Regions from separate parts of the Homo sapiens genome. Here regions 1, 2, 3, 4, 5 and 7 are each linked to region 6. Evidence: chromatin loops called from intact Hi-C (ENCODE). Cell type or tissue: Caco-2. All regions are shown on one strand.

Region 1 (4,000 bases), 320 kb before region 6:
ACTGCCATATTCCACATGCCCGTTCCCTCACGTGGTGTGTAGGTCCTGGGGATGTTAAACACTTATGGACCTCAAATGGCATCAGCATGGTGCGTGGATGGCCTGTGACTTGCTATCATGAGTCTGTCAGGGATGCAATGATGTCAGCTCACTTGGCTGAGGGGCTGGCAGTTTAACAATGTCCCTATCCTTGGCTTGTCAAGAGTTATAAGCTTACACAGTGATAGGAAAGTTTTTATTTAAAAAACAGAATTTCTAACACAAGATCAATTTTTGTCTTGGCAGTCCTGATACTGTCACTTTAGGTAAAAATCACAAGTTCAAATCCCAGCTCAGTTCTCACCAGGTGGGTGTCCTCAGGCAAGGTCTTCAGCTTCCCTGGGCTCTGGGCCTTTCCACTGTGACAATACTAACCCATTTCAAAGGCTGGTGTTAGACTGAAACTATTAAAGTCAAGCAGAAAATAAAAATGGGAAAAAGCAAAGCAATAAAAAGGGTGTGTTATCCCTCACCCCCACACTCCCGTTTAATGTTAAGGGAGTCTGAATATACTCAGATGCGGCTATGACCAGAGAGCTACTTGCCAACAGCAAGAAACAGATTTTCCTAAATGATTTTTTTTAAAGCTGTTAATTCCCTTTTTTTTATTTCCCATCTAATTCCTGGCAGGAGAATAGACAGCGGGGAATAAAAACCTCTGTTGAGTTGGCAATTTTAGTACTCATATACAAGACTGTTTTATCATCAATCCTCTGAGGTCAGGGGGTCTATAAAGACATAAAGGGAGTCTTTCTTTCTAGTTGTGTTTGAGCCAGGACACTTGGGCTCTTTCCTAGTGTCTTACAGAACCAGCTTTTTACTTCTGCTGGTCCAGCCTCCTTACTTAACAGCCAGAGAAATGGAGGCCAGAGGGTTTCATAGCCCTTCAGGCTTTGTTTTCCTCATCTGTAAAATGGGGATGATGGTTCCTACCTTAGAGGATTGTTCTATATTTTAAGGGAGTAGAGCCATACCTGGCATATGATAAGCCCAATGTAAGTGAGAGGCAGCAAAGCTTGATAATAAAGAGATAATCTCTATATCAGATGGTCGGGCCCACTTCCTGGACTGCCCCTTACTATTAGTGACCTTGGATGAGTTACTTAACAGTCCTGCTCCTTGTAGAGTTGTCACAAGGATTAAATTAGTTAACATACATAAAACACTTAGTGTCTGTCACATCGTTAAGTGCTATACTGGAATTAATTCTTACTATGGTTATTTTGAAAGACATTATGTGGTTTCTATAGAATTGTCCAGTTAATTAGTGGAGAGGGCCACAAATAGAATAAAAAAAAATTGGGGTCTTGTGTGTATTCTATACCAAACCAACGTACCTAGTTATATACATAAGCGCCAGGTTCATTTCTAACTTCTTTAGGGCTACTTCTGACTCCTATGACTATGATAGAGCTAACTTGTTAATGTCATCCACCTAGATCGGTAGAGTTTGCAGCACAGCTTAATTGGGAGGTTCATCAATAAGCCACACACATGCCCGTGGGACTTAGAAGGAAGCTCAGCCATTTGTCTCCATTAGAGGGCGCCAAGGGGAGACAGCATGGTGGAAGGAAGAGAAAGAACCAGTTGCTTCCTGTTCCTGTTAGGGTTTCCCAGCCATAGCCCTTCACCCCAGCAAAGGCAGTTGATTCCAGTGTGCAGTTTTCCCAGCCTCTGCGGACACCCGCTTTTCAAAGATCAGAATCTGTCCTCTGAGATCCTAACAAGCCCAACCTTCTCCCTTTGTTCCCCAGCCTGAAGTGGTGACTACTTTCTGCAGTTATTATTTCTGCTACATTTCAGTGGCCCCTTTTTTGCCTTGTCAATTCTTTAATCTCTAGCTAAAAATTCTTTATATTGAATTCTAATTCTCACTGATAAAATAATCGAAGTGCTGTATTTCTTCTTACTGGTATACACATGAATATGCAGTTATAAAAATAATACATAAATAGAGGCCAACAGAAAGTCCTCAATGATATCACCCCCTTTTCTCGCTGCAGACTGAACGTGATCATGTAAGTTATGTCTCCTTTGAGTATCTGTCACTTAGTTACTCCACTCCCTAGAGGAAACCACAGCTATCAGCAGGTGTCTGTCCCTCTAGAACTTTAACAAATACATTTACATGGATATATATGTATATATACACACACACATATATACACACACATACATATATATATACACACACATATATATGGTAGAGTATGATCACATAATACAAACATAATGAAATAATTTAAAATAAATGTAACTATACTTTAGCACTTTAAAATATTTTTCTCTTTTCTAAGAAAACTGATTTCTTCCATTTTCACATCTTAGATTGGATCTCAGCTCTCTATTCTTGCTTCTTTTCACCACTCAAAAGGGCATGTTTTCCCTGCAATTCTTGTTTTTTTTCTCTCTCTCTCGATATAACTGATGCTAGGTACACAGTAGGTGCACAATAAATGGTAGCCACTATTATTATCACACCGATCCTCACTGCCTGGCTGTCTTTGAAAACCAAGACCTAGGATAATAAGGTGTCATGAGCTAATAAGTAATAAGCATGCTTATTAATAAGTAATAAGATGCTTCTATGTCCTTTACTAACCAAGCCCTAACTCATTTTTGAGCCCCTTACCAAAAAGTGCGTGAGAAGTATGAAGGGAAAACATACAAACAAATAAGATATTGTCCCTGCCCTTAAATTTCTTATAATCTAGGTGGGGGCCCCGCCCTGGCAGTTAAAAAGTGCCAAATGAATATGAAAGGTGTACATGCTGGAAGAGTTCACTTCCACCGGGGAGATCGGCAAAGATGTCACAGAGGAGATGGAATCTGAACTGAACCTTGAATGGTGGCTTGGACTTGAAATAATGGAAGAGAAAAGCCAGAAAGAGCATTAAGAAGTTGATCTATGGGATCTAGATTTTCCATCACAATGAAACAAGTTACTTTCTGCATCATAGATCAGAATTACGCAAAACCAGTATGAGGTGGACCCAAGAAGAGCAACATCTCTCTCTATAAAACTCAGAGGCGGATCTGTGAAGGAAAGCATCTGTTTCTCCAGTCTAAGGTGGGACGATTCTATGCTGCCATGTCAAAGATGCTATAACATTTATTTTCTTCTTCCTTTAACCTTTCCACAGTTCTGACAATTATTCTGCTGTCCCTCTTTCCCATTCAGCACTGCTCAAGGCTCCTTTCCCCATGTCAACAACTCCAAGCTCTTCCTCAACAAACAAACAAAAAACATTAAAAACCTTTTTTCAATTCACCTGAATTTGCAGACCCTGATTTTACATTCAAAGTCAAGCAGCCCTGTTGCTTTATCATTTGTAATCCCTTCAGATTTTTTCTTAACATCTCAATGAAATTCTCTCATAAATCCCCTTCTTTGCTGACCAAGTGCGGTGCAGTTGCTGATTTTGCAAGATATGTGCTAATGTAAAGTATGTCTCCTTTGAGTCTCTTTATCACTTGGTTGCTCTCTGCTCCACCTTCTCCATATTTATGTCCTTATCAGAGCTGCACACAGTATTTCAAATGAGCTTCAGTGTTCTTCCTGCCAGGCCACAGTATTGACTGTAATACGATAGCCTATCTCAAAATTGGTTTGGGGGATTCTTTTTCTCATTGTGGTTAAAATAGCTTGCCTTGTAAATGCCAGAATATATTTTTGCAGATTAGATTTTTTATGAAAAATGGTGTCAAATGCTTTCCGGAAGGGTGTTTAAATTATTTGGATAGGCTGCTTCATCCATTAATGTTTTCTTTTGCAGTTTAACCTCACAGGTTTGCAGGACAGTTTCACCACTGAAAATTTGTGCTGATTTCTTTGTCATTAAACGTAACTTTTTTAAAGGATTCTTACGTTCAAGCTGTGGCTTACGGCTTCAAAACACTTTCCCCCTGCTGTTGAAATCATGAGGTCCGTGGTCTCCCAGATCTTCTCTAAAAGTCTCTC
Region 2 (4,000 bases), 230 kb before region 6:
TTAAAAGTCAACATTAAACTATGATAATATTATTGCCTAATATTTTGTATATTGCTTTATAAAATACAAATTATGTTCACATGCATTTCTCATTGAGTCTTTCCAATCTCTGTGGATTAGAAAGGTACATATAATGAGGTATTATTATCACCCCTTTTGTTTGTCAAATGAAGATGAAAGAATCAATTCACTCTCCGCTCTCATAAAATCATGAAAAAAACTAGCTTGACTTCAAGCTTCCTAGGGACTGGGGCTGCATCTGAAATGCCCTTGCAGCTACATCTCCAGCCCATAGCACAGAACTTACCACATAGTAGGTGCTAAACAAAATCTGAAAGAATGAAATCTAGTGCCTTACTCTTGGTCATGTCTTCTACCCATTGACCTCTAACTCTGGCCAGCTGAAATGTAATCTTTTTATTTGTACTCTCCAGTTAGGACTTTAAAAAGTTTGTTTTCTTAGACACCACCCTTAAAAGGGATTACACACAAAAATGGAGGAGTTGCAGAGAGGCATTTTAGCATTTGTGTGTGTGTGTAGTAAAATATACATAATAAAATTAACTATACTGTACAATTCAAGGGCACTTAGTAAATTCACAATGTTATGCAACCATCACCATGATCTAATTCTAGAACATATGCATCACCCCCGAAAGGAAACCCATGCCCATTAAGCAGTCACTTCCCAACTCCCCATCCCCTCAGTCTCTGGCAACCACTATACTGCTTTCTGTCTCTATGGATTTGCCTCTTCCAGATAGTTCACATAAATAGACTCACACAATATGTGGCTTTTTGTGTCTGGCTTCTTTAACTTAGCATAATACTTTTGCGGTTCATCTGTGCTGTGACATATTTCAGTATTTCTTTTATTTTCATGGCCGAATAAAGTCCATTGGGTGGATATTCCACCGAATCATTTTCTAAGGGGAGAAACAGGTCCTAGTATGAAGAGAGGTTTGCCCAAGGAAGAGGAAGTTCACTCAAGCTTGCCTTCACTTGGACCTTCCAACTCAAGAAGTTTGTTTCAGGAAGATACTGAGGAGTTATTCTCCATGTCTGTGGAGAACAAAATGAAAGGAAATCCATGGAGGGCAGAAGAGATTCTTGACTGAGCATAAGGGAGAAGTTCCTGATGATCTGGGCAGTTAAACCAAGAAACCCAATTGGGACCGCCGACCTTGAGAAAGAGAAGGGTCATCCCTTCATTCCAGATCAGTATTTGTGGGGCATTTACCACCTAGAAGCATAGGACTAGGCCAGGTGACACTTCAAAATCATTCTCACGCTGTAATTCTAGGATCATGGGAAGGAAAACTTAAAGGATTGAAAAGTAAATCACAGAGAGTTTGTGAAGATAGAAAACTGACCACTTAGGTAACTGCATAAATAGCTTAAAATTACATAAATTGGCTATAATGTTGGAAAGGGGCATGTGACATTCTAACAGAAAAACAAATTAGCTAATGGAATAAAACAGCAATTGATGGCATTGATTATAATTTGTAGTGCAAAGAAAAAGGTCAACTCATCTCCTGAATTTTATTTGGGTTAATGATAATTATGTTTAGGTAAAAAGAAATGAAAATCCTAATTGCAAGATAATGTCAGCTCTTTAGAGAACATTTTGTGCCCAACCTAAAAGAGATAGATAGAGAAAGAGAAGAAAGCACAATTATTATTTCCTTCATTTCAAACCCAAGTTAATATAAATTATCTGGAAGGAAAAATTATCTGTGCAGATGTAAAATATTATAAATTCTCAAATAATTAGACTTAGATATCTTAAGAAAAACACTCACCAGTGCTTTCAAACCAGTTTTAAGTCCTAATCCTTGTATGCTTAAATAAACATTGCACACACAGATGCAGTGTGTGAAGCAGGCTCTGCTTTAAGAGGGGAAAGATTACATTTCTGTGTTTACCCAAGAGCTGACTAAAACACATTCCATTTGGCTGGGACACACAGAAATTAGTTTGAGAAACTGGAAAGGGAACTTTATGTGTTTTAACATAACAGACTGAACGTGGTGTATATTTTACAGATATCATGAGAAGTTTCTCTCCTCCACCTTTTACTGAGCCATCAAAGAGGCAATTGTGTGAACGAAATAACACAGTAACATGTCACATTCCATTTACATCGATTTATCAAATCCAGGAAGAAGCCTTCGCACTTTCCGGACTAGTGATCAGCACTAGGCCAGTATGAAAAGCTGAGAAATGGAGAGTTTTCAAGGAAAATACACATTAAAAATAAGTACCAAAAAATCATTTTTTTTTTGCACATACTTTTACTTTTATTGACTTAGGTTTTGAAAAGTTAGTCTAGGGTAGCAACATGACTTTTGGGGGCCTTAGGCACCTTTACTTTGATGGATCCCATTCTTCATTTAAAAAATATTAAAAATTATATTCTATGACTGCATTGGTATAGAGATGAATATAATCCAGGGTGGTTTTATTCTTATATATTCACTATTATTCAATTCAATAGTTTCTCCTGATTTTCAAAGAAATGAAAATAAAACCATTTTCATGGGCCCCTAGAAATGTTGTGGGCTATAAATCTGTGTCTGCTGTGCCTGATGGATACATCAGCCCTGAGTCAGCCAGTACGCAAATAGCCCATATGGTGAGCAGAGGTCTGGACTAGGCCCAGGGGCAATGCAAAGAAGTGTAAGATGTAACATAAAATGCAGCTGAATTGAGGAAACTTACATTCAGAGAGGGATAAGGAGCTAAAGATTGATACGAGACACTGGAAATTACGGGGTAGATGGGAAGGATAGACAGGGGTGAAGGTGAAGGGTGAAAAAGATGAAGGTGGCAGATTATGTAGGAGGTTATTGCTGTATCCAAATTAAAGTTTTAAGGACTTGAGTGAGCTTGACGACAGTGAAAATGGTTAATTAAGAAAGAAAAAGACTTGAGAGAAAGGACATAAAGAACAAGGAAGGGGAAGAAGTCACCAACGATGCTGTGGTATTAGATGGCATCTTATGCCTCAATTCTTAAAGGTTTTATGTCACATTATTATGATTTTCTTACATGCTGGCCTTCAATATTTCATTTAAAATGTTCTCTCTTTATTTCCTGTTCCCACAAAAAGACATAGCCAGACTTATAAGTATAATTAAAATGTGACTTCAATTGAGCTATGTGACCATGTTTCCATCTTGTTCTTAGCAGCCATCTCATTCCCTCCCTACCCCCACCCCCAATACTCTGCATTTGTCAAAATCAGAAGTGCATTTTAAAAGAAGATTGGTTCAAATTCATGTATCTGGCCTTTTAAAACTGTGTCAGCCTGGTCAAAATGTCCTTGCCACCCAACACATTCTGGGCCGTTCCCTAGTAACAGATACTGAAGAGATGACCCATTTGAGTGGAAATTGAAATCAGCATTTCGATACTATTTTTGGTTTGGTTTCAAAGCCATGTGCTCCTTCCTCTACAACTGGCACCAAGCACAGTGGTAGCTTGTAGTACTTTGGAATAACTTTCCAAATATTTTTAGTGTTTTCTCTCTGAAAATATGAATGTTCCAAAAAAGGGAGACGAGTGGAAAACCCAGACCCAGGAGATGCTCAGAGATGCATTCAATATGACCAATTATTTAGGGACCAATTCCCCAGACCCTGTTTTAGAAAATTCATCTATGATAAAGATGGCACATGCATCAAAGAGCCTATAGCCACCGGAGAAGAGAAGCAAGCAAACCAGATGATGACAACATGATGCAGTATGTATTCCTGTGGAGCAATATATATGCTTGGGATGCAACAGAAACACAGAGGGAGTTTGCCTAATCGCTGAAAGGACTGAAAGATGAAAATGACCCAGAAAGGTTTATAAGAAGAGGTGGTAGTTAGGCAAATACTGTTAGTTGTGTATTTAATATTTACTCTTGTCCTTATTAACATGATGGCAATTTTTATTCAGTGTGGCAATATGCTCAGCTGAGAGATTATATTTTTCAGCCTAATGAACATAT
Region 3 (4,000 bases), 100 kb after region 6:
GGTGAGCTTGATCAGATAGTAAAAACTTAGGAGGCACAGCTTATGAAAAATTGCAGAAGAGCACGTTTACTCTATAAAGATGGAATTGTGGAGAACACTTTAGTTCTTTTTAAAAAGCAAAGGGCTGGACTGCAGAAAAGGGGTTATACTTACACACCAGCAAGCAGCACTGGGACCACATACTGGCAATGTCTAACATCCCTTCTCTGAGCATGTCCTTATCATTGACCTCTCTCATCTTCTAATTCTCTTTAACATCTGTTCTTTCTTGTCCCTTAGCCTTTCTCTAGTGTTCCAATTCATCCTCCCCCTTCATAGACCACAGATGCCTTCATCAGACACCTTAGTGATACTCAGCCCCTATGTTTCTGAGCCCTAAAATCTACCACTACATTTCTTACAGTTCAGTTTGTAACTATGGATGATTGCTTTGCTCCTGCTTCTGGCTTGTTGAGAATTGCTGGGGAAAGCCATGCCGATCGGCACCGTAACAGATCTGTGCAGTCCAGCACCATGGACCCACAGGCCTGCTCAGCATTCCATCATTCATCAAGGTCATTTCCTATCTCATTTCCATAAGGGCAGCTCTAAACCTTTCTCCACTTTTTAAGCCCCAAAGCGAATTCTAAAACTCTCACGCAGAGGAATGGTTTCCATAAATTTTCCCCTTCACAATCTGAAATTTTTATTATGTCTTCACTCTCACTTCTCCTTTTCTCCTTTCTCTGAATTCTTAGAAAAACAGAAGAACCTCCCTTCCATTCCACATGGGTTTTGATGACGTTTCTCTTATTTCCAGTGGAAGCTTGTTTCATAATTTATCTCCTCTCTTCCCCTCTTCTAATTCTTTCTCACTGCCATCTCCTTCCCTCTATCAGTGAACACGCTCAGCACTTTGGGGAGATTAATTGTGCAATGACTGTTTTAAGACAGATTGGAGAGAGGAGAAACCAAGCCAGAGAATCCCATTAGGAGGCCTTTTCCAGAGTCCAGGTGAAAGATAGGGGAACCTGTCTGGGTTAATGAAAGAAAGAATAGGGAGCAGGTAAGATTCAGAGAGAACGTTGTTACCAGAATGATGTGCTAGTTATTTATGACTTTGCCTTATTTTCCTTACTCTTTTGTCAGCTCGTTGGATGCAAAGATTGTGTGAGATTCATTTCACTTTCCCTCACAAAATGTGGCTTGAATGAGTGAATGGCTAGAATTCCCCCAAACCTTTGTGGAGAGGGTTGCCATCTGGAAGGTATATTTTTTTAAAAGGTAATAGTTGGTGGGATAGGGAAAGACATCTCCTTATAAGGAGGGAGGAAGAGAAGTGTAGGCCTTTGTTTCTCAAAGTGTGGTCCATTGCATTCATTTCCAGTTGCTGCTGTAACAAACTGCCACAACTTCAGCAGCTTAAAACAACACACATTGATTATCTTCTAGTTCTGGAGGTCAGAAGTCCGAATGGGTCTCATTGGGCTGAACTCAAGGTACTGGTTCTGGAGCCCTGGGGAGAATACTCTTCCTTGCATTTTCTAGCTGTTAGAAGCTGCCTGCATTCCTTGGTTCGTGGCCCCCTTTCATCTTCAAACCCGGAGAGGCTGGCCAAGCCTTTCTCTCATTGCATCACTGTCCCATTGACTCTCTTCCATCTCCATCAAATTATAAGGACCCTTGTGATTATACTGGACCCACTGAGATAATCCGGGATGATCTCCCCATTTGAAGGTCAGCTAATTAGCAACCTCAATTCCATCTGCAAATTCAGTTTGCCATGTAACCTAACATGTTAACAGGTTCCAGGGGATAAGGCCATGGACGTCTTTGAGGGGCCATTATTCTGCCCACCACATCCCTGGACAAGCAGCATTTACATCAGCTGGGAGCTGATTAGAAATGTAGAATTCAGGACCCACCCCAAGCCTCTGAATCAGAATCTTCATCCCAATCAGATCCCCAGGTGATCAGAATATATTTTAAAGTTTGAGAAGCCACAACTAGAATGTTTCTAAGATCCTCTCCACTTTTACTTCCCATAATTCTATAAAAACTGCATTTTTTTCCATCTTCAAATCTGCATTATTCTTTCTCTTCCTGGTTTCCTGCCAAAAAAAAAAAAAGTTAGTTTTGATTTGTACCCCTGGTGTTAATTCCCCAAAAGTCAGCCAAGTAGAACATGACAGCACCTCATGCATATTTTTTGCTGGCAGGAAGTAGATGTTAGAAAAGGCAATTAAATTATGGAATTATCCATGATGTGAAGGTACTGGTCTGCAAAGAGTATTTTCTTCCCCAAGAAAATTCATAGGAAAACTACCTCCATTACTGTGTAGATAATATTAGTGGCCCAGCAAGTGAAGCAAAGCATACACAGATGAGCTGTTTTTAAGGCATCTCTGAATGGCTCAGCATTTGAGAAATGTGACCAAAGCTGATTATAAAACTCCTTTCAAAGTTGCAGGAACGGCAAACCCATAAATAACTCCAGTTCCCATTGGTGTGAGGAGGAGGTTGCTGGCTGCTTGATTGCTGTCCTTATCATAGGGGATAAGGTTAAGCTCACCTCCAAGATTGCAAGCTTCTCAAGGAAAGAGCCAGCCATATGCTCTGCCTGGCACCCAGGAGGCACTCCATACATTTTGGGCTTGAATCCATTAAGCTTTTTAATAGTGTGTAATACTTAATTCTTAATTAGAGATGCACTTAAAAATGGATAAATAAAACTAGAATATGTCAGTAACCATCTTACTAGACTCCCTGCTTCCTTTTACTCATTCAGTGAGTCATCCCTTTTACAAACATTTATGAATCATCTACTGAATGCCACCCATTGTTCTAGACCCTGTGGATATAAAGATATGCTCCCTGTCAGTAGAGCAGGAAGTCACATAAGTAAATAATGGTGGCAATGTCAATGCTGGAAGAAGTGTGTGAGCAAAGGTCTCAGGCCTCTCTTCTCCCAGCTGTCATGTACATTCTAATGGGACTTATATTTAAAATCTTCCTTTTCTCACCTTTGCCAATCGGGATTATTTAGCTTTATTATTTTTATTTCCAGCCCCGGCTATTAATGTTGCCTCCAGGCACACCATACTTGCTCTAGAAAATGAAACCCTCTCAAACTAGCACAAGTTTAAAAAAAAAAAAAAAAAAGAGGTTATTATTATAAAGGTCTGGCAGCGTCTCATGAGACTTCAGGAAAAGTTAAAGGAGCAGGAAGGAGAGAAAGTGAGGCAGTTGCAAGTCCAGCCTCTCTTCATCTGCACTCCAGCTTCTCTCCCTTTGTGTTGAATAGCTCAGACCTTCAAGGCAGAGGGTCTAATTGTTTCACTTTGTCTTTTCTAGCCAGGCCACTTCCTGACCACTGTAATTCATTGTCACTGTGTTCTGATTGCTTCCTTCATAGCACTCACTTAGCACAAGTTGCAGTGATATATTTTAATTTCTGTGTTTATATCCGTTTCCCTCTCTAGTTTTGGCAGTGACCATATCTGTTTTGTTACTGCTGTATCCAGCCTCTAGTGCAGTGCCTGATCATAGTAGACATTTAGTAAATAATTAAATGAAAGAAGAAGAGGGGGTAAAACCATGTTAACCACCCTAAAGATAGACTTTCTCATTGTACCAGTTACACCATAGAGAAGGGAAAAGTGGGGACAGAGTCTTGGGTCCACTGACCCCTTAGCAAGTCTGTGGAGGTAGGAGGTTCTCTAAGAAGAAGGGTAGACAAGGTAGTCTCCCCCAAATACGTCTTGACCAACATTCAAGCCACATGGTCTTTCCACTTCAAAGCCACACCTGGAAGGACCCCTTAATGCAAATGCTCCCACTTTTTTCTTTTTAAAATCTATTGAGTAGCTAATATATGCCAAATTCTATATGAAACACTTTACAGGCATCATCCCTTTCCATTTTTACATAGGCTCTAGAAGATAATATCCTCATTTTACAGCTACAGAACCAAGTTTCAAAAATTTAAGTGGTTCACCCAAGGTCATAGAGCTAGCATGTA
Region 4 (4,000 bases), 81 kb before region 6:
AAAGAAAATTAGACAAAAAGAGATTAGTAAGAATGAGCAAACTCCATTCCATCTAATTCTGATCACTTGTGGGCTTTGGGTTTAAATCTCAGACACACAAATTATTGCTTGTTCTGGTGACATGTTTGCCTGTTTCATGAGTCAGCAAATCAAGTTACTGGGTCACAGAATCAAGGTGCCTTTGTGCAAAGAGGACTGAGGTTAAAGGGAGTTATTTCACTCACCTTTTTTTTTTTCCTTTTTAAATTAAACTTTTATCAGAACATCTCAGTCTCTTCTTCTCCTAGGGGAAATGAAAAGGACTATTATAGAAAGAAAATAACACCCAAATTTTGTTAGCAAACATTAGGAAAATTTTAAATCATGGCGAGGAAAAACTGCCAGATGGCCTGAAAGTAAATAATACTGTGCGTGTGGGGGTTGGGAGGTAGGATGACGACTAAGCTCTTTGCTTTAAACATATGAGTAAAGCAAAAGCCAGAAAAAGAACATTGATTTTTAAGTAATATAAGGTTTGATACTTTTTTTTAGCAGAGTTAAATTTACTGTCATTTTATTTTTACTGTGTTACTTCATTCTAAAAATGTTTTGAAATTGAAATGTACGCATATGAAAAAGCATCTGAAATTGTACAAGTATAATGTAGGCTTTCTAGCTGGTTTTTGCTGTGGATCCATGGGTGGCTGTATTAATATGTATTAATGGTAAACAGATGACAAGTCTTTGAAATAGCCACTTAATTGAAGAAAATAGGATTGTTGGATGCAAGACCACGAAGAGGCTAGCCCGCATATTTTCCAAAGGCACTCAGCCTGAAATGAATATCCTTGCCAATTTGCAACGTTGCATTCAACATTAATCTGAATGGTTTTTCTGTGGAATAAGTTTAGAGTTATTATCTGCAATTCTGAAGTTGCTTTACAGTGGTTATTCATAAAGGAAAAATCTCCCTTTCCTCTTCTTCTCCTTCGTAGTTACTCATGAAATAGTTCTACTTTCAAAGTAATCCTGAATTTTTCCACTTCTCTGCATCTTCATGGCCACCCCTCTCCCACCCTCCTTCAAGCTACCCTCAATGTGAGGGCAATGGCTCCCCTTCAGGTCTCCCAGGGCCACTCTGGCCTCCTCTATGTGTTCTGCATACCGCAGCAAGAGTCATCCTAAAATATAAATCTGGTCCTACAATTCCCCTTTGAAAAACTCCTTCCTTCACTTGCTTCCTATTGCCCTTAAAATCCTCACTATGGCTGACAAGATTCCACCTCCCTGCTTCAGACCCCACCCCCTCTCTCTCCTGATAGCCCTGCCACTGCATGGTTTTTATTTTTAATTTAAGTTATAATGCACTTACAGAAAAAAGTCAAAAGATTCTGCAAACTTCGTTATGCCCCCATCTGAGGAAATGTCATCCCCTCGCTTCTGTCTCCCCAAAGGCTACCACTTGCAGCTAGTCAGCTGATTCTTGGGGATTTTGCCCACACATCTCTAAATACCATGTTTTGAAGGCCACTTTCATTTTTAAGCTTCTCCTGTTGAGTCCTTACTGTGGAAGATGACAATGCATCCTCCTGCGTTGCTCTCCCACGTTCTCCCCTAACAACCCCTTCCATGTGCCTGTGTCTCCATATAGTCACCTGATCACTGAGGTTCAAGGAATACCCTGTGTTTGCACTATTTTGACTAAGCAAACATTTTTACAGCTGAGCCATGTAGTATCAAAGGTTACTCTTCTCTTCCTGAATAACTTTTTTGCCCAAAAGTTAATAATTGTCCTTTTCTCCCCCACTGGCTTGATTTTCTTATCACTAAGTTAACCTTAAACTCTCCTGCAGGTGTGTACACATCTCCTCCATACTCTCAAACAATTAAGTGCATGATAATTTTTATCTTCTTAAATCTCCCTTGCCCAGACTTCTATGTCTGATGAGCAGCTGTCATCCTGGGGTCTGTCTTTATCATCACTTTAGTGGAATTTCAAAAGAAAACCAAGTGGTGCGTGTGTCCCATTTGCCATCTTTACCCAAACTTCCTGGCTTTCTTTCCGATCTTTTCTAATGTGCCTCAGGGCCTTTACATAGGCTTTTTCTTCCTTAAATCTCACCCTGGTCTTTGCCCAATTTCTTCTCTTTCTTTAGACCTGAGCTTAAAGGTCACTTTTTCAGGGGCAGGTCCTGATTTCCCAATCCATCATCCTTGTAAATCACACTTTACTCTTTCATAATGTCCTTGTACTTCTCCTTGGTAGCACTTATCACAAGTCTTAGTGTTGTGCAGTAATAACTTGAAATATTCACTTTGGGTTTTTTTCCTTCCACAACTTATCCATGACCTTTCCCCAAATCAGATGCATCCATTTACTCAAGGACAAGTATAATTTTTATAAAGGGAATGACAAAAACAAGAAACATTTAATGCTCAGTCCTTCAATTTCCAATAGAGGCTTGTGAGAATTAAAAGGGCAGGTTGGGGGGGTAGGGATGGAAAGCAGAGATGATGCTGTAACCTGAGAGAAGGTCTTGGGGACCAGGTAGAGAAAAAAAGTGGAGTCAGCATCAGGACTGCCAAGCGCCATCCTTGGCCAGCACCAGGGAGCCCTGGAAGACAGCAGCAATGGACCTGGGTGGTACTTAAAATATTCGACAATCTGATGCTAATATTCATTAGTATATAAACTATATATAAATCAAAAATTCAAAACATATTCCCTTTTATTGTCTAAAGCATCTACACTAAATGTATTATAGAACTGCTTACCATGAAGAACAAGGCTTCTTCTGACCTAGTGTAGAAGCCACACCACACAGTGTAACCTCCACCGTAAAAGTAACTCTTGGTAACAAGCAAGTCGCAGGTTAGCCAGATTTAAAGTGAAGGGATGACTCCAAAAGCCTAAATCCTGGGAAGCACAATTCACTGGGAGCCACCTTTTGGAGGCTACTTACCACAGGCCTTGATATTTAGATGGGAGAGTGGTAGGGAGAAAAGGTGCTTGAGTAGGACCAGACAATAGTAAAACCCACCCACTTGGCTTAAACATATATTTATTTGTGTGGTCATTTGTTTGATTACTTCTATCAAGACCAGGAGTTGGCACACTTTATGTAAATGGCCAAATAATAAATGTTTTTGGCCTTGCAATCCATGCAATCTCGGTCGCACTTACTCAACTCTGCCGTTGTAGCATGAAAGCAAGCAGGGACAATATGTGAGTGAATGGGTGTGGCTGTGCAAAATAAAATGCTTTTTATGAACACTAAAATTTGGATTTCTTATAATTTGCATGTGTTGCAAAGCACCACTCTTCCTTTGATTCTTTTTTCTACTGTTTACAAACGTAAAAACCATTCTTAGCTCGCAGGCAGAATGAAAACAGGCAGCGGGCCAGGTTTGGCCCAGGGGCTGAAGTTTGCCAGCCCCTGGTCTAGACTAAGTTCCGTAAAGGCAGGGACCGTGTCTGCCTTACCACTCTTATGAAACCTGTATTTAGTACATCATAGCAGTCTCAATAAATATTTATTAAATGAATGAATAGTTGATTTATAAACAAATTATAAAACCCTGAAGTGAGAATTTCTCTGAATAGCCTTTAGTGTTCACTTCGACATCCAATCTCTCCACTTAAAACCTAGCTTCAAAATTACATTTGCAGCTTTATTGACATTTTTCTAGAAATATAGCAGTATCAGTACACCCAAGTCTTACTTACCCATGCTAAATGTGCCCAGAGTGCCTTGAATAATCTGAAACTTCAATACTAAAGAGTGATGGAGGTTTATTGCCTTCTCAGCTTCTCAGAGAGTTGCAAGCACAAGACATGAATCAGTGGTATCATAAGTCCTGAGCCACACACTGCTGTTAAAGTGCTAGTAATGTAACGCCAAAGAATCCTAGAATTGTGAAGAGTCGTCCTGGAGATTGTTGCTTAAATCCCCTCATTTTCCAGTCATCCTACTGGACCTCCTTGCTTGGATGCCCAAACCACAGGACCTGGTGCCAAACA
Region 5 (4,000 bases), 75 kb after region 6:
CTCGAACTCCTGGACTCGAAGGATCCTCCCACCTCAGCCTCCCAAAGTGCTGGGATTACAGGCATGAGTGACTGTGCCCAGCCTGACAGTGCTGGTTTTAAAAGGGTGGCATTTAAAGTGATAACTTAGTATGAGGGGTTAAAAACTGGAGAAAAAATTATTAAAAATTCATTGCAAGCAAGACAGGAAGAATAAAATGAGAGGACATTTATTCCTTTCTTTCCATGTGTCTTCATTGAACACTTAGCTTGTCAAAGGCATTGTATTTGGAACTTTGGAAGAGAGAAAGGCAAAGTGGAATTTATCAGAAGCAGTCTTTTTAAAAGGAAGGAATTCTTTTTGTAACGTATTAAATCTGTTAAAGTCATGTATATTTGAAGCACTTTAAAACTATTTATTAATTTCCCATTACAGCATATTTCAGGTGACAAATTTCTATTTTGTATTACAGCTGGAAATGGAAAGTTCACTAAGATAGTAAATATGACCCCCTAGAATCCTGAGCATATAATAAATGATCAAAATGAGTTTTTATTATCTGTGACTGCATTAGAATAAACTAAAGGGAATTAAAATCATATGAATTCTTTCTTTTATTCATGTTGATACAATTACCTGAAATCATGTATGGAAAGAGGTTTAGTAATTTTTAGATTGTTCCCTTATTAGCTCCAAGGCTTTATTTGAACTTTGCTCTTTCTATGTTATGACTGTTTGTTGTCCTTTGAAGACAAGTACCTTAAGCTGTGAATTTGGTCACGAAAGCACTGAGCACATCTGATAGCTACAAGGCAGGAAATCGTGACCTGACATTGGTTTCCGATCCATTCTATGCAGAAGTGGTATTGTAGTAATGGATTTGCTTCTGCCAGTGCAGCTGTTTTAAAAGCATGGAACACAAATGACCCTGTGGACACAGACAGAGCCCTGAGAGTTCGTATTTCCTTAGCAGGGCTGCAGTCAGGCCCCTAGCTTCGGGCCGCCACCCTCTCCTCTCTGGAGTCACCCCACCTCTCCCATCAGGTGACAGTATGAGTTGGAAAAGGGACGGGTGTAGCCACACCAGGACAACTTGTGGTCAGAAGGTCAGGTTTCAAGGGCCGGCTCCGTTACTGGCTGGATGCATGTTGGTAACCTCATAATCCTTAGATTCTCACCTGTAAAATGAGGACAGTGGGAAAGCTACCACATGAGCTATGAGAGCATCTATTTATATTCTTTTATAGCACTTTTATAGCACTTGCTGTGTGCCAGGCACTGTTGTAATCACTTTACAAACATGAACTCATTTCATCCTTCTTACCACGCTATGCCGTAGTTACTATTATTATCCCTATTTTACTGATGAGGAAACACGGCCTAGATCAAAGTACTTGCCCAAATCCCAAAACTAGTAAGAGGTAGAGCTGGGATTCAATCTTGGTGAATCGTAATTGCTTGTTTTCGGTCATAAGAACATAAGGAAGAATCTGTATTGCAGAAAATAGGCAGTGTTTACTCTGCGAGATTACTTAAGGGCCCAAGATCCTGTGCTTGGTGACAGAGGCACAGGGCTGGTGGTAGCAGCTTTCTAGGCCAACTGCTTGTGTGTGGTCAGCTAGATGGGCTCTGATGGTGGGGCCTGATCTGAGAGGGAAGTGAGCCTTTCTAAGAACATGTAGAATGTATGTGTTAGATTTCTAAAACTCAAACCAGTGAACAGGTAACATATATAGGACTAATGTGTGTGTAGATGGAGCAGGTCTGACAGGTAAGAAAACCCTCTCCACTCTGCCCCAAATGTACTCTATCACATGCTTCTCACCCTGGCTTTTTGCCGTTAAACTGAATAAAGATCAGGCAAGAACTTCACTTCCTTGTGTGAGCACATGCCCCTTAATAAAATGTATACCCCTAGACATGGTTTTTACATTTTCCATTTAATGCAAAATTAGCTAACAGATGTTTTCAATTAGGTGTAGAACCAGGAACTGGTTTCAGGGTGCAGTGTAAGAATGTGTACTAATTGATTGATATGCCTGTCCTGGTGTCGCCTGGAAGATAAGAAGCCCTTAGCAGACAATCATGCCCAGAAACTGACCTTTGGAATGATGACTACAGTCCCAGCCTATACCTTCTCAGCCTCAGGGGCAGTGAGTGTAAAGGTTGCAAGTTCAGTCTTAGAGCTATACCTTCCCTAAGATAAGAAGGATGAAGAGCTGGCATTCACTAACAGGACCCTGAAGGCAAAAACACTGGGCAGTTTCACAAAAAGGGAACAAGTAGTCTCTCTGAAGGTGAGTCTTTCTGTTGCTCAGGTGACCAAGGCCACCAACCCCCTGCTGATTACTCAGCCACGCCCAAGATCCTGCTACTACCCTGGTTTCTGGCTCCACATTCGTCACTATTGAGATGACTTACTGGTCACAGTAAAAGCAAGTTGATAAAGGTGGCCAGTGGGGGAACAGAGCTTATGTGCCTCCTGAGAAAGCCAGTCGCTGGAAACTGGACTGAGAGCCCTGATTTGGAGCACGAGGAAACCTTAAAAAGTGAGTTGAGGTTGCATTTGCTGGGAAGCCATAGGAAGAACAGTAATGGGGTGGGAAAGGGGGCTGGCTGCCTGGGGGTACTCTCCAACTGGAAGTCCAAGCCCTGCCTTCACTCCCCAGTATTTCTTTCCCACCAAGTGCCAGTGCGTTTAAGGCAGTACATCATATACTGTTTTTGTTCCGCCAGTGCCAGTGACATTTCAAGGAACTAGGAAGAAAACTGACTTTCTCTGCCACTTTGAGAAAATTATTAAATGTTTACTAGGAGTGTTCTGACTCAATGAACTAGGATACTGTGAGTTTGTTGGAACAGAGATTTTTGAAACCAGAATGTGCTGTGAAGAGATGATGGGTTCCTTTTCCACATTTTTATTCCATGACAACCGAGCCAGCTTCCCAGAGTTAGCTATAAACACAGAGCTTTTGTTTGCCAGGTTTAGTTAGGGGTTCTTTTTGCTGGTTCAGAGTTATATTGCAGAACCACAATCCATGTTTTCTTTGGACGTGAATATGCAGTGTTGTCCTTATAAAGATCCCATTAAAAGTTTAAAAAGCATACAGCCCCATCCCCAGCCCCGCTAACAGCAAGCGTGCCTCTAATACCTTTGCGCCTGACTCTCTGGGATGGGACTTTTGAGCTGGACAGACCACAGCCCCAGTGTTGCTGTGCCCAAAACCTTGAGCCAGCTGAATTCCAACTCTAATTCTTCCAGTTCTTAATCTCATTTCCTTCCCCACTTCCTTGCCTGGCGTTCTCCTTTGTTTTTGTGTACATATCTGTCTTCATCATTGATCTTTAAGCTCCTTTGGGGCCAAGAGCTCTGGAGCCAGGAGATATAAGTTCGAATCTTAGCTCAACCAGGTACTGAATAACTTTGTGACTTAGTGAGTAGCTTACCTCTCTGTGCTCATGTTTATTTTTCTATAAAATGGTGATAACGAAAATAGAAGTACACACTGCTTAGGGCAATTCTGAGAACAAAAGGAGTTAATACATGGAACGTGCTTAGAGCATTGCTGGGTATACGGTAAGAGTTCAGTAAGTGTAGCTTTAACCACTGCCAGCATTCCCCACAGACCCTGGTGCATTGTCGGTGTTTAATGAATGTTTGTCAAATTATAAGAAAAAACATTGCCCTTTCTGTAGGAATTGCCCATAGCTAAAGAGATGGGGGAAGGAAAGGAAGAAAGGGAACACATATTTCTTTTTCAACATTGGGGAGTTTGTGGTAAAGTACTTGGGGCTCTGGAGTATAAAGAACTATGTTTGATCTTTTGTCCAAACCCCTCTGGGATTTGGGATTTGCCAGCGGGTGGTGGGGGGGATGGGGGAGGAAAGCAGTGTGATCTGCAGGGAGAGAACCAATTACAGTATGCTTGGAGAGGGTGACATTTATTCTGCTGAACCTCTTCTCTGCTTCACATAACGTTGGCCACTTCACCTTTCCTGAGATGTCTCTGAGGATGGGCAT
Region 6 (4,000 bases):
CCCTCAACTGCTTGACATTGGCCAGTGTCCATGATGGGTTTTTCTTCTAGTTTCTGTTGCCTTCCATCTTTTTACTTTTTAAAAAATTATAATGATAAAGAAGCGCACAAAGTTAAAAGGGCAGGTTTCACCCCTTTCACCATCACCCTAAGGGTCAAAGGGTTACCAGGGTCAACAGTGTGAGTATCCTTCGAGAGACAGGAATTTCCATCCTCCCCGCCCTGCCCCCTTGCTGTTTAGAGCTCATACTGTACACAGTGTTCTGACTTGCTCTTATCACTCAAAAATATATCATGGACACTCTTCCATGTCAACACATACATAGCTCCCTCATTTTTAAACAGCTATTTATTTTTCTACAGTGTAGATGTGCCCAAATAGAGAAGTAGATGAACCATTCCTCTATTTATAAACGTGGAATGTGGTCCAAATTTTTTTGGCCCTTACAAATAATATTACAATCGGCATATCTGTAAATATATTTTGGCACACTTAATATTTCTGTAGATGAGATCACTTGTAGTGGAAAAGTGTGATTAAAGGATACATGCATTTTTAATATCTATAGGTTCTGCAAATTACTTTCCAAAAATGTTTATTAATTCACACTCCAGTCAGCTAAGTATGAAAGTTCCTATTTCTTATAGATGCAAACACCTGATAGTAAAACATATTTTTGCCAATCTGACAAATAACAGATGCTATCTTGTTTTTATTTATGCTATGATCATTGATGAAGTTGGGTATGTTTTCATATGCTTATTAGCACATAGTCCTTCTTTTGAGAATTGTCTATTTTCTTTGTCCATTTTCTTACCCTTTTGCTGCTTCTCGTTTCATACTGATTTCAAGAAGTTGTCTATATTACCCATATTAACCCTTTCCTGTTGTGTATACATGTTGCATGTATTTTCTCCCCTTAGGTAACATTGTTTATGGTACCCTTCACTTGATAGAAATGTTAAATTTTTATAGTCTTCTCTGTTTAATTTTTTTCTGTTATAGCTTGTGAAATTTTTTCATGATATTTCTAATTAGTATTATAAAGCTCTTATAAGGAGCCCTTATAGCTCCTACCTACAGTACTTACTAAGAAGCAGCCTTCGATTATAAATATTATAAATATTGTAAAAGTCTCCTATATTTTCTTTTAGTCTTTTATAGTTTTTTATGTTTAGATTATTAATCCATCTGGAATTTTTTCTGGAATATGAGCTAAGACAGTGTATTAGTCATGCTTCATTCAACAGAAGGATTTTTTTTTTACTCAGATAACAATTGTGGGTGTTCAGATAACAACTGTGGGTGTTCAACAAGCAGACACAGGTATATTAAATGTTTATATTAAATGTTTTAATATCAGGTGTTTGTGAGTGTCTATAAGAAATAGTGACAGGGTGACTCAGAGACCCAGGCTCCTTCCATCCTAGCTCTACCCTCCTCTTGATAAGGGGTCAGCAAATTACAACCCATAGGCCACATGCAGCCCACTGCCTGTTTTTGTAAATAAAGTATTATTGGAACATAGCCATACTTATTTGTTTACATAGTGCCTATGGCTGCTTTCCATAAAACAGCAGAGTTGAGCAGTTTTGATAGAGACTATATGATCCACAAAGCCTAAAATATTTACTATTTGGCCCTTTATAGAAAAAGTTTCCTGACTTCTGCTTTGAAGTCTCAGGGTCCTTAGTTTCCACATGGCAGATGGGGAAGAGAGATCATGTGGGAGGCTTTCCACGGATGAGGCCTGGAAGGGGAGTACAACACTTTCGCCTACATTCCATTGGCCAGAATTCAGTCCCTGGCTTCACCTAACAATTTGGGAGGCTAGGAAATGTGAATTTATTGTGCACTGAGGAGGAAAGGGAATAATTAGCCATATTCTGCCAAGGTGTTCCCTGCAATTATCTGTTTCTTTCTTCCTTCCTATTTTTAAACAGAATAGGCTAGATTACGGTGCAGAAACAACCAACCATCAAATCTCAGTTGCTTAGAACAAAAAAGGCTTATTTCTTGATCATACTACATGTCCACTAATGCTCAGCAGGGATGGCATTGCTCATTGTTGTCATTCACTCCAGTCTGATGAAGCAGTCACCACCACGCACCTTGATGTTGCAGCACTAGGAAGAAAAGAATGCGGTGACTGATGTCCCAACTCTTAACTTCTGACTCAAAGTTATACTCATCACTTCCGGCCACCTTTCATTGGCTGAAGCAACTCGCAGGGCTATACTATACTTTAGTCAGGTGGGGAAGTACAATCTTATCATGTGCTTCAAAGGCAGCAGAGCTGGAATATTTGTGAACAGCCCTACTGGATTGCACATTAACAAACACAGAACACATATTCATCCCCTTCCTATGGGAGATAACCCAGATTCCATTCATTCACTGCACACAAAGTCCAAGATCCTAGATGGTAGATGCCCTCCCCAATAAGTTTGAATATTGCCTAGTGATCTGGAGTCTAGCAACTAAAATTCCTCTCTGTCCCCACTACTTATTCAGATATCAAAATCCTAACAGAGTCACAACTGATCATGGCCTGAAACAGGTTTCCAGAATCTGAGCTATATCCACAAATGTGAGCCCTGCTCTGAACGATCATGCCTAGAGAATCAGGAGCCTGGTACAATCTAGGGGTGGCAAGCGGGAAATACGGCATTTTGCAAAAATCAATACTGCAAGAAAAGAGTCATCTTTATTGAAGGACATGGCATTGTTTCTCCAGGCTTACAATTAAGCACCCTGAATAAAGAGTGTAGGTGACAATGTGGAGGAAAGCAGTACGCACAGATTAAAAATACCTACACGTAAATGTTAAAAAATATAAACGAACATACTTTGTTCATCCCTCAGAAAACATCTGCTCTTATGGTTCTTGTTTTGTTTGCTTAAGAAAAGATCTTCACATTTCTATTTAGTTTAGAAAATAGTAAAATGCAATTCAATCTCTGAATTGTAATCACAGAGAATCATTTTGAACAATACTGTCAAACTAGCATTACACAGATCAAGATTTCAAACAATGTAATTTTTCAAATAAACTTTGACCATCTGGTGAAAACATCAACATATATCTTATTCATATTTTGTTTCTTCAGACTTTTCTATCTCCCTATAATAATAGGAATATAATGCATATTTTAAAAATCATTTATGCCTAATTCAGAAAAATAATGCTTTGTTAGTTATATGATGTGCAAGAAGCTTTTACATGTTTCAATAAGCATATTAAATCCTCTCTAACAGAAACAGAAGTTTTCATTATTTCCAGAAGAAATTAATTTGAACAGCAAAAGGTTCAAGTTTGATTTGAAATTCACTGTCTCTAAAACTTTTAAAACTCTGATTTTTTTGGGGGGGTGCTGGGCCCCTTAGCTAACTCTTGAAATATACAATTGTTTTCTTCGAAGTTATTCTATACTTGTCTTTTCACGCGCTAGGCCTCCACTCACAGTAGAGAATTAGTTTTAGCCTAGTCTGTGGTACAGTGGCTACTCCTACCTGCCTAGTCTCTATTTTTTCATTGATTCACTGCTTTAACATCTTTGCTCTCAACACATACAGCATTTATTCTTATAGCTCCTACCTACAGTACTTACTAAAAGAAGCAGCCTTCGATTAGAAAGGCGGTATATGGTCTTCTTAAAACCCTTTCTTCCCTCTGGTCATATTCTGTTCTTGAAGGCATTTTTTTCTGTCGGACTTCACTAAGCAAGTTAGATTTGGAGTCATGGGAAGATTATGAAGTGGTGGAAGAAAAGAATGAAGACTGAGTTCAATGTTATTTCCAAAGCCCTTCCTAGGAAAAGTGTTGTTTATTATTCATTTTGGAATTCTAATTATGGAGGAAACCTCCCAAAAACATAAATAAATTATTTAGCCAGAGGACCTAAGAAGTGCATCAAATTTCAAGTCAAATGGCTACAAGTTACTTATTACACCTAAATTTAATAAGCAATAGGATGTTTGTTCTTTATGTGTGGTATGG
Region 7 (4,000 bases), 180 kb after region 6:
CTCAGAAAGGGAAAATGGATACCCAATGGCCCAAACCCAAAATAGCCCCAGTTCCCCTAACTTTGACTACAGGGCAGTCCAGTTTGGGTGCCGCTTCCGTTGCACTCACATGTCCTACATATCTGTTGACTACTCACAAGTGCAAATGCTTATTCTCAACTCAACATTAACATTTTTTCTGGCAACCCAGGTTCACTGGTTCTCTTCCACAGAGCGGCCCTGAGCAGCTGAGCCTGCAAGCCACGCAAGCATCTGTTTCTTCTTTTGCCAAGTACAGGAGGATGTTTGCTCTCTCTGTAGAGAGCTTTCTGAGGTCTCTGGGTGTACCCAGAGATTTAATAGAAATTCTTAACGTTAAGTCACATTCCAGGAAGGAAGGAAGAGTTGTTCGTTCAAATAAGAAAGATAAATGTTCGGCACTGTAGGCCCTGTTTACCCCATCTGAGGCCCTGAATTCATATATTACAAGACGGAAGGATTTTGCACAGTTTTTTATGTAGCAAGATTTTGCTCACCACTGAAAAATGTCAGTGTAAATGTGACCGCTTTAAAGATGAGTCAAGTAATTCTTGGAACAGGGAAAAAAATGAATTTGCCAGGTCAGGAGTTCACCTGCCTTTGTCAGAGTTGAACCCAACCACTCTTGACCTCGACTCACTCCCTTAGGGTTAAGAAAGCCCAAACACATTCCTGAGCACAGAGCAAACACTCCCATGTCACTGAAAAGAAACAAAAGAATGCTAAAAAGTGCTCAGACCTGATCACATTTTTTCCAATATTTTTTCCTTTTTTTTTTTTTTTTTGAGACAGGGTCTTGCTCTATCACCTAGGCTGGAGTGCATGTTTTTGAGACAGGGTCTTGCTCTATCACCTAGGCTGGAGTGCATGATCATGGCTCACTATAGCCTTGAACTCCTGGGCTCAAGCCATCCTCAGCCTCCCAAGTTGCGAGGACTACAGGTGTGCACCACAACGTCCCAGCTACTTTTTAAATTTTTAGTAGAAACGAGGTCTCACTATGGTGCCCAGACTGGTCTCGAACTCCGGAGCTCAAGTGATCTTCCTGCTTTGGCCTCCCAAAGTGTTAGAATTACAGGCATGAGCCACCTCGCCTGGCTGGTTTTTGCCTTTCTTATAGACCCTGGGCATGTAAGCATTTATTAGTTTGCATTTTTGAAACAGTAATTTCAATATTTTAGTGCCAATGTCAGGCCGCTTAAACACTGTATTACATATCTTCATCTGTCTGGTGGAACTATTGGTGTGATCCTAGAGAACTGAGTCCTATTCTGCCATTCATTTAAAGTGTTTTAAACTCTAATCTCTCTACTTAATGCACAGTAGTCAGATTATTCTCTTAAACATTTGCCTAGTAGAGGTTAAAATAGTTTAATCCTTATGAAGATGGAATAACTTCAAACTCACATTGTGGCACTTAGATCTTCCACCAAGACTTCATCCGTGAAATCCACACCTCCCTGTTGGGTTCCCAATTACATTCCAAATTTACATTTCTTTTGAGAATCTCTGCATACTCCAGCTCTGTCCTGTTGATCCTATTCTAGAAGTGCTTAATGCAGCAAGACACAGAAAGTTAAACGCAAATTGCTGCAAAATTCACCCTCAGTGGAGGACTAGAAACACAACATGTCCAATTTAAAGCTCAGTTCACAAGCAGTTCAATTCTGCTGGCATCAGAAAAGGAGATTCTAATTAAACATTCTTAGGGAAGGACATCAAATGAGGTTAATGGGAAACGTTACCAGATTAAAAGCAGTTTTTTGACAAAGTAACAGATTTGGAAATTCTGACTCTCTGAAAGCCTTGATTTGAACCTCAAACTTGATTTCACCATGAGAAGTGGGGATCAAGGGCCTGCGCAGTTCTTTTCCTAAATCGATTCGGTGCTCCCCACCCCGACGCAGGCACAGGTCCGCAACCAGATAGGGAGATGCCTGAATTTCAGGCTACCTTTGACAAAGCTTTCTTCCTCCCTCCCTCCCTTTGCACGCTGCATCCCACGCTGCCTGCTTAAAGCGCCCTCATGTGTCTACAGATGGTAAAACGTTTATTTCTCAACAGACATTCCAGTGATAGCATCCAATGACCTATGTAACGGCACCCTTTTTTGCTGTACGCGTTTTTTGAGATGGAGTCTCGCTCTGTCGCCCAGGCTGGAGTGCAGTGGCGCGGTCTCGGCTCACTGCAAGCTCCGCCTCCCGGGTTCACGCCATTCTCCTGCCTCAGCCTCCCGAGTAGCTGGGACTACAGGCACCCGCCACCACACCTGGCTAATTTTTTGTATTTTTAGTAGATACAGGGTTTCACCGTGTTAGCCAGGATGGTTTTGATCTCCTGACCTCGTGATCCACCCCCCTCGGCCTCCCAAAGTGCTGGGATTACAGGGGTGAGCCACTGCGCCCGGCCCCAGTCACTTGTTCTTAAGTTTCTTAAGCAAACTATAAAATAGCAAAAGACCAAAAAAAAAGGAAAAAAAGCAGTTCGCCTAATACATTGTTCCAGCATTTCCTTGAAAGTACTGAGCCATCTCAATTGCTCTGATTTTGTGAGAAAATTATGAAGAGTTGCAAAGTCCCAGTGATTCTCTTGTTACTTAGCTAAGAATTTGAAATGTAATTTAAATACTATTCTTTACAATCCATTATAAGGATTTTAAAATCTTTTTGCTTCTTTAATAAATTCTAACAAAGTTTTGTGTTTATTCTTAGTTTCAAAGAACCAGGTCCCCAGTCCTGGGAGGCTGCTCAGCTGGCCAAGCCAGTGTTTAATCTCATTATAGCAGCCCTGCAGGCAAAGGCACTCTGGTCTGAATCTAGTCTATCTGAGAAATACACAATGCTGCTCTCATCATTCAAGGTTCTTACACATTAATGATTAATTATCAGAAGTCCCTTTGTCTGAGAACTCTGTTTTTTCCCACAGCTCAGAGGAGCTTCTGGGGCTGCCACTAAGTTCCAGTTTCATAGGAAGAATTGCCACAAACAACTTTTGCAGAATAATGAGTATATTCCAAAGCAAATTTGTCTGAGAAATTATGTAGACTTCTGGCAAAAAAAAAAAAAAAAAAAAAAAAATGGTTCAGAAGCATGACTGTGACAATGGCCAAAGAACTTCTACAGAAAATAGCAGTGTAAAAAGTGCTCCCTGTCAAAAAAAAAAAAAAGTATCCTTTTTTTTTTCTTTTTTTTTTTTTTGTGTGTGTGTGTGTGAGATAGGATTTTATTCTGTAACCCAGGCTGGAGTGCAGTGGTGCAATCACAGCTCACTGCAGCCTCCAGCTCCTGGGCTCAAGCGATTCTCCAGCCTCAGCCTCCCAAGTAGCCGGGACTAGAGATGCATACCACCGCACCTGACTAATTTTTGTATTTTCAGTAGAGATGGGGTTTCGCCATGGTGTCCAGGCTGGTCTTGAACTGCTGAGCTCAGGCAATCTGCCCACCTTGGCCTCCCAAAGTGCTGGGATTACAGGCTTGAACCACCACGCCCAGCTGTCCTGTTTTTAACTTCAGATACTTAGATTTGAATTTGATTTAATTGTTCCTAGTCCTTTGAAAGAACCCACCTTCTGTAAATTACCATCATTGTGTAACAAGTCAGCCAATAACATCATTACTCCTCTGCCAACACCTGACGTATAGTAGGCACTTGATGAACACTGATTGAAAGAGAGAGAAGATATGAATAGGTGACCAACTCCAATATCTCCAGAAAATTCTGGAGTCTAAATGACTTGTGCAAAGTAACCCAGTAAAACAATCCTAGAGAAAATAGGAGGAGAGAGCAGAGCAGCTGAAGTAACCCACCCTCAAAGCCACCTGTCTGGATTCAAGCGCTAGCTCCACCACCTCCTGTCTGTGTAAACCAGGGTACATTTCTCAACATCTCCTTACCTTGGTTTTCTCCATGGGTGAATGGGGCAGGTAACTGGAGCTACTTCACAGAGTTGTTACGAGGATTGAATAGTTAATATTTGCAAAGC

What was found. A loop is a pair of places that touch in the nucleus more often than their neighbours do. Peaks named below come from ENCODE experiments on the same cell type or tissue, not always from the same donor. Only the 100,000 strongest peaks of a DNase experiment are listed, where the experiment ranks them.
Region 1: it touches region 6 in a loop (5-fold over the local background); 70 of 110 quality-filtered maps call a loop at or near these places.
Region 2: it touches region 6 in a loop (6-fold over the local background); 5 of 110 quality-filtered maps call a loop at or near these places.
Region 3: a loop joins it to region 6, with 5 times the contacts of the local background. A loop is called at or near these places in 19 of 110 quality-filtered maps.
Region 4: a loop joins it to region 6, with 8 times the contacts of the local background. A loop is called at or near these places in 7 of 110 quality-filtered maps.
Region 5: a loop joins it to region 6, with 4 times the contacts of the local background. A loop is called at or near these places in 31 of 110 quality-filtered maps.
Region 7: a loop joins it to region 6, with 4 times the contacts of the local background. A loop is called at or near these places in 57 of 110 quality-filtered maps.

Annotation. Positions count from the first base shown.
Region 1 is chr2:199,984,230-199,988,229 of GRCh38, forward strand. The region is part of intron 2 of LOC124906112 (a long non-coding RNA gene); the gene reads right to left. Among named protein-coding and RNA genes, the nearest start is that of MAIP1, 31 kb to the left of the region's middle. In Caco-2, a CTCF peak has its summit at 1,596 (motif pointing right); a DNase peak (open chromatin) is centred at 1,582.
Region 2 is chr2:200,075,409-200,079,408 of GRCh38, forward strand. The region is part of intron 1 of LOC124906112 (a long non-coding RNA gene); the gene reads right to left. Among named protein-coding and RNA genes, the nearest start is that of MAIP1, 120 kb to the left of the region's middle. In Caco-2, no CTCF peak of the experiment used is centred here; a DNase peak (open chromatin) is centred at 1,893.
Region 3 is chr2:200,403,287-200,407,286 of GRCh38, forward strand. All of the region lies in intron 3 of SPATS2L (spermatogenesis associated serine rich 2 like), which reads left to right. LOC101927741 (a long non-coding RNA gene) reads right to left here. Exons shown (of 7, transcript XR_007088047.1): 7 at 1-2,090. Among named protein-coding and RNA genes, the nearest start is that of SPATS2L, 99 kb to the left of the region's middle. RefSeq lists an enhancer at 2,074-3,273. In Caco-2, no CTCF peak of the experiment used is centred here; DNase peaks (open chromatin) are centred at 2,495 and 2,885.
Region 4 is chr2:200,219,638-200,223,637 of GRCh38, forward strand. No RefSeq gene overlaps it. Among named protein-coding and RNA genes, the nearest start is that of SPATS2L, 85 kb to the right of the region's middle. In Caco-2, no CTCF peak of the experiment used is centred here; DNase peaks (open chromatin) are centred at 1,604 and 1,954; H3K4me3 peaks cover 224 bases.
Region 5 is chr2:200,375,844-200,379,843 of GRCh38, forward strand. The region is part of intron 2 of SPATS2L (spermatogenesis associated serine rich 2 like); the gene reads left to right. Among named protein-coding and RNA genes, the nearest start is that of SPATS2L, 71 kb to the left of the region's middle. RefSeq lists an enhancer at 2,808-3,334. In Caco-2, no CTCF peak of the experiment used is centred here; DNase peaks (open chromatin) are centred at 1,038 and 2,138; H3K4me3 peaks cover 368 bases.
Region 6 is chr2:200,300,905-200,304,904 of GRCh38, forward strand. No RefSeq gene overlaps it. Among named protein-coding and RNA genes, the nearest start is that of SPATS2L, 3.8 kb to the right of the region's middle. RefSeq lists enhancers at 1,501-2,700, 2,243-2,292. In Caco-2, no CTCF peak of the experiment used is centred here; DNase peaks (open chromatin) are centred at 197 and 2,207; H3K4me3 peaks cover 211 bases.
Region 7 is chr2:200,479,553-200,483,552 of GRCh38, forward strand. It overlaps SPATS2L (spermatogenesis associated serine rich 2 like), which reads left to right. Exons shown (of 13, transcript NM_001100423.2): 13 at 1-2,712. Among named protein-coding and RNA genes, the nearest start is that of KCTD18, 29 kb to the right of the region's middle. In Caco-2, a CTCF peak has its summit at 2,037; DNase peaks (open chromatin) are centred at 659 and 2,039.